2 separate regions of the Homo sapiens genome follow, and region 2 is linked to region 1. A link is a loop called in an ENCODE intact Hi-C map of the cell type or tissue named here. Cell type or tissue: PC-3. All regions are shown on one strand. Links, peaks and the distances in the headings refer to the core of each region. The heading gives the core; the rest is flanking DNA.

Region 1 (2,933 bases), core at 226-2,725:
TGTCCCTGAAAGCCAGTGACTCTTTTCTAATTATGATCTAACTCTCTAGGTCTTTGTATCTTTATTTTCTAAGTAATGAACCAAAACACCAACATGAAAGCAGGGAAGCTATAAACGATTATTTTTTAAGCCTCAAGCTCCTTTTCATCTATTCATTGCACTCAATGTCATGCTGTGATTTCAGGTTGTTCCCATTGCTTTGGCCTAATTTCCACAGGGCTAACTGGGTTTTGTCTACATGAGTCTTTCCTTTCCTCCTGAAAACCAAATATATGTACCTTTCATAACTCAAGCTAAGTTCTAAGTTGATTTGTTTATTACTATTCAAAAGCTATTGAATTTCGCCTGGAGGCAGCTAGTATATTACAAGTGAACAAAGAAACAAGCATGGAAAAGTAAGCATAGAGCAAAAAGATAAATTCGAGACTTTTTTTTCACATGCTATCATTTTCCAAATTATGTTGTATTTTGGAAACATTTTTCTTAAGCATAAAATTGTCAACCTTCATCTACTCCATAATACTTTTATGAAAAATATTACCTCTATTGAATAATAGCTTTTCTTTAAAATGATTATAAGATAAGAAATAGATCCTCAGGTAACTACATCAGACCCAAATAGTACCTCGAGATTACTAATACAATGGTGTTTTTATTGGTGTGATTTTTAAGGATTTTTCAATGTAAGGAATCTGAATCGTTTATGTCATAGAATGTAGAGAGAGCTATTTGTTGGTTTAAAATAACAAATCAAACACAATGCACTTTAAAATTATTGTCTTCTGACCAACACCCAAGTTACTGAATGGCTATTTTAATTCATATCCCATGGGTTATTAGTTAGGTTGGGAATCATTTCACGATTTTATTGATCATTTGTATTTCTCCCAGAGCCAGTTCGTATCTCCATTTACTTCAAAGTTTCCTGACAAAAGCATCTTAAGAAAGTATCTTAAAATTGTAGGGAGCAGGCTATCTTCAGTGTATCAGAAGGAAGAGCAAAGTGAGGAGGCATATTCCTAAGTCCATTTCTATTCTACTTTCTAGCACTAGACATTATTTTTTTCCCTCTATAGTCTCTCTTTGTCTCAGACTTATTATTTTAGAGCCCACATCCTCTACCCTTGAGATGTTTTGTTTTAACCAGGTTCTTCTCATATTTCCTCTAGAAATATGAAAGGACAGAGGAAATTTTTCCCAGGTTCTTGTCTTCTTTCTGGTAAAAGAACATCTGGTGAAAAATGTAAAAAAGCTAGTTTTTCACTTTTAAAAAGTAAACTACCAAAATTTCAATATTACATAATATCAAGCTGAAACTTCACAGAAACTGAATCAAACATTTACAACTGATTCTGTTTTATTAAACAATCAGTTCATTTAGGTAATAAGATAGTAATTATTTCATGTACTAAGGTATCTGACTTGACCTGATTATTCCAGTTGCAACAATCAGGTCAGATGTTTAATACATGTTGCTCAAATAATGATAAGCTCTCATTTATCAGCTATTTATTCATATTTTTCCACTTGATTCTCACAGTTGTATGACAATAGTACTGTTATTGTTCCCAATAACAATTTCAGAGATGGTTAAACTAAGGCTGGTTAAATAACTTCTCAAAGGGTGAAAATTAATATTAATAAATGCTAGAAGCATTTTTGAAGCTATGTAGCCTAACTTTAGTGCTGAAGTTTTAAACCATGGTATAATGCTGCCACCCTGAGCCAAAGACAGATTTACATTAGATAATAGTTTGACAGTATCTTTTCATATGTAGGGCCAAAGTGGCTAGTTAGGAACAATATACAGTGGAATAATAATTTAAAAAGCCATATACTATAACAGTTAAGGCTTATTCCAAGAAGACAAATTAGGAGACACATTGAATATTCAAACATAATCCATTATACTTATAGAATAAAGGAGAAAGAATATATGATAATTATGACTTTTAGACAATCTTTTTAATGCTATAACTATTCATAGTCAAAACTGTCACCAAACTAGGAAGAGAAGGAAACACTTTCATTCTAGTAAAGGGCATGTTCAAAAAACCTACTTCTGACATCATGCTTAATAGCTAAATATTGAATGATTTTTATCTAGGATTGGGAAAAAGCAAAGGTTTTTTACTCTAGCCATTTCTATTGAACATTTTACTAAAGGTCTAGCTATTGGTATCACAATAAAATAAGGTAAAATCTTAGAGATTTGAAAGGAAGAATTAAATCTTTATTAGAGTTTCCTTTTCTCCACATCCTCATTAACACTTGTTTTGATCGTGTTGTGCACAGTAAGTACAGCCAATTTTGTCAATTTTAAATAGCAATAAATGTGAAAAAAATAAACTATCAGATGGCATGACTGTTTATACAGAAAATCCCAAGGAATCTAAAAAACAACTGTTAACAATTAATAAGGGAGTTTAGCAATGGAGTTACCAAGAACTGTGAAGGGTCTCAGATTTTATTCTACTTACAAGCTAACAAGTTAGCCTGTCACTTTTTTTTCTCTTTGGCAGAAGGCCCAAGACTCCTGGGTCACAGACAAAGAATTTATTACTCATGACAACAGCAGCTTGCTGCAAATGTAATGCTAAGAAATGGCTGAGGTAGAGAATGGTCAGAGTCTTGCATTCTTGATACACTCAACAAAAATGTGTGGGGAAGTTCAGAGCCCATGGTGGACTAGTTCTTTCAAGAGTCCCTGTGTACGAGGATGACATGCCAAAAAACACAATTGTACATTTGTATGCTGGCAATAAAAAAATAAAATATATATACTTAAAAATTCAAATTATGATAGAATCTATAAAATATATAATTTTTGAAATAAAATATAAAATTTACCAGAATTCTACACTAACTACAAACTATTGCTGAAAAAATTAACTGAGACTTAAGTATATGGAGAAATATAGCTTATTCGTGGC
Region 2 (2,933 bases), core at 296-2,795, 810 kb before region 1:
ATGAATAAAAAAATGAAATGTAAAAGAGGAGAATGGATACATTCCAAGAAATTCCACTTTATTATTTTACTAGCTATTCTATTGAGAAAAAAGGGTCAATTGCAATTTAAAGAACAAACTGACACTTTGGATGCTGAAGATATAGATGGCTAAGAGATCAATATTAATAATAATAGCATCAATACCTAATTTTAATTGATGCTATCATAAGCCAGGAACTACACTAAGCACTTGAAAACTTCTCCATTTTTAATACTCCCAACAAAGCAGAAGTAACTTTTCCTATGTCAAAGAGAATCCTGTTGCAGATGTGGGATTAGAATGCAAGCTGTTCTACCCTACACTCTCTGTACTATTATTCTATGCTGTCTTCTCTAAGGAATGAAATTTCCTTATTCCCTTCAGCTTTGCTTAGACTTGCCCACAATCCCTTCAATAGCAAAGTACATCTACCTATAAGGTGAATCATTGTTTCTCTTTCAAACATCTACTTGATAAGCCTTGATTTAATTTTTTGTGGTTGCTTCATGATTCTTAACAAAAGTAAAATAAAATTATTATACAGAAAGTGTCCACTGACACCCAGAACATACAAATTTTGCTACTGCTTTAAAACTTCTGGTTCCACCTCCCAGTGAGGTGACTCGCTCTGATGCTTTGATTCTCTTTCCTTTTCCTGGCTTTTTCTTGTTGGAAACTGCAATAACAGGTATAACAGCTCAGAGACAAATAGCAGGAGAAAATAGAAAATGACGAGAAACAGACCAAGAAGTTGAATGTTGACACCTCCAGTTACCTGAAGGGAAAAAAAAAACCACACATTTGACTAATGAACGAATTGGGTGTAAGTCTAAAAAGGTGTTTTGTCAGCTTGCAGCATGTGTTTTCTTTTAATCTTTATCCATTCTTCTCATTTTTGAATAGTTTCAAGAAGCCATGGAATTTAATGTCTGGGCCTCAAGGAATTATTATTTTTAGCCCTGAGGAAAAATTTCTGCTGCCTTGATCTCACTACAGAATTGATCTTGTTCCAAAACAGTTTGAATTAAATGCAAGCTGTCTTACAGCATGACCCTCTGAATTAACAGGTCCTGTCAGAGGTATTGATTTGTTTTTCTGATATCTTTGAAAGGTTCTAGAAATTTCAGGGTTTTTACTTCTCTTTCCCTTTTTTGATGAATATTTCTTGTAAAATAGGATGCATTTTTGCTCTGAAGATGATACAGGAGTTTATGATTCATGAATGTTTCACAGCTGGTTCAGGTACAGTGTGCGTGAATCATAGGCACTGCATCGTAAAATTTATAATGTCACGTGTATTACAAGGATTACTTTGGATATTTGCAATTTGCTCTTTTGCAATCAAAGATGCTTTTATTTTTTTCAGATTCATTATGTTTATTTCATGGCAATGCCCTTTTTCATCTTGTTCATCTGGCAAATTCCTACATATCTTTTATTATTGTAGTTGTAATAAAAATATGGAACACGATACTTACCATTATAACCATCTTTGGCATTAAGTACATTCACATTTTTGTGCAACATCATCACCGTCTGTTTCCAGAACTTTCTCATCCTCCCAAACTGAAACTCCGTACTCAGTAAACACTAACTCCCCAAACACCAGCCCACAGCTCCTGGCACCCACCATGTAACTTTCTGTCTCTATTAATTTGACTGTTATAGCTACCTTATATAAGTGGAATCATATAGCATGTGTCCTTTTGTGTCTGACTTATTTCATTTAGCAAAATGTATTGTTTGTTTTTCTTTTAATTTTGCCATTCTTTATTTTTCCGTTTTTATTTAGATTCAAAGGGTACATGTACACGTTTATTATATGGGTATGTCACATGATGCTGATGTTTGGGGTACAATTAATCCTGTCACCAAGGTAGTTAGCACAGCACCCAACAGTTGGTTTTTCCAGCCTTGCTACGCTCCCTCTCAGCCAGCCCCCTCTAGTACTCCCCAGTGTCTTTTGTTCCCAAGTTTATGTCTACATGTATGCACCATTTAGTTCTCACTTATAAGTGAGAATATGTAATATTTGTTGTTCTATTTCTGTGTTAATTCAATTAGGATGATGGCCTCCAGCTGTATCCAGGTTGCTAAGAAGGACACAATTTCCTTTTTTAGGGCTATGTAGTATTCCGTAGTGTATATGTGCCACATTTTCTTTATATGCTCCACCACCGATGGGCACCTAGGTTGATTCCATGTCCTTGCTATCATGAAGAGTACTGCTGTGAGCATACAAGTGCCTGTGTCTTTTCAGTCAATTTATTTTCTTTTGGGTGGCATTGCTGGGTCAGATGGTAGTTCTATTTTTAGTTCTTTGAGAAATCTCCAAACTGATTTCCACTGTGGCTGAACTAATCTACATTCCCACCAAGAGTATATAAGTATTCTATTTTCTCTGCAGCCTCCCATCATCTGTTGTTGTTTTACTTTTAAATAATAGCCACCCTGACTGGTGTGAGTAGGTATCTCATAGTGGTTTTGACTTGCATTTCTCTGATGATTAGTGATATTAAGCATTTTTTTCATATATTTCTTGGCTACTTGTATCCCTTTCTGTTGAGAAGTGCCTATTAATGTCTTTTACTCATTTTTTGATGGAATTTTTTGTTTTTGCTTGTTTAATTCTTTAAGCTACTTGTAGATTGTGAATATAAGACATTTGTTGGATGCGTATTTTGGGAATATTCTCTCCTGTTCTGTAGGTTATCTGTTCACTCTGTCGATGGTTTCTTTTGCTGTGCAGAAGCTCTTTAGTTTAATTAGGTCCAACTTATCAATGATCATTTTTGTTGCAATTGCTTTCGAGGACTTAATCATAAATCCTTTGCCAAAGGTGATGTCCAGAATAGTGTTTCCTAGGTTTTCTTCTAGGATTCTTATAGTTTTAGTTCTTACATTAAAATATT

What was found. Hi-C counts contacts between places; a loop is a spot of excess contacts. Peaks named below come from ENCODE experiments on the same cell type or tissue, not always from the same donor. Only the 100,000 strongest peaks of a DNase experiment are listed, where the experiment ranks them.
Region 2: it touches region 1 in a loop (4-fold over the local background); 2 of 110 quality-filtered maps call a loop at or near these places.

The regions. Positions count from the first base shown.
Region 1 is chr10:53,314,702-53,317,634 of GRCh38, reverse strand. No RefSeq gene overlaps it. Among named protein-coding and RNA genes, the nearest start is that of LINC02672, 290 kb to the right of the region's middle. In PC-3, for the core only: a CTCF peak has its summit at 1,719; DNase peaks (open chromatin) are centred at 1,724 and 2,574.
Region 2 is chr10:54,123,032-54,125,964 of GRCh38, reverse strand. The region is part of intron 15 of PCDH15 (protocadherin related 15); the gene reads left to right. Among named protein-coding and RNA genes, the nearest start is that of MIR548F1, 480 kb to the left of the region's middle. In PC-3, for the core only: no CTCF peak of the experiment used is centred there; a DNase peak (open chromatin) is centred at 1,274; H3K27ac peaks cover 424 bases.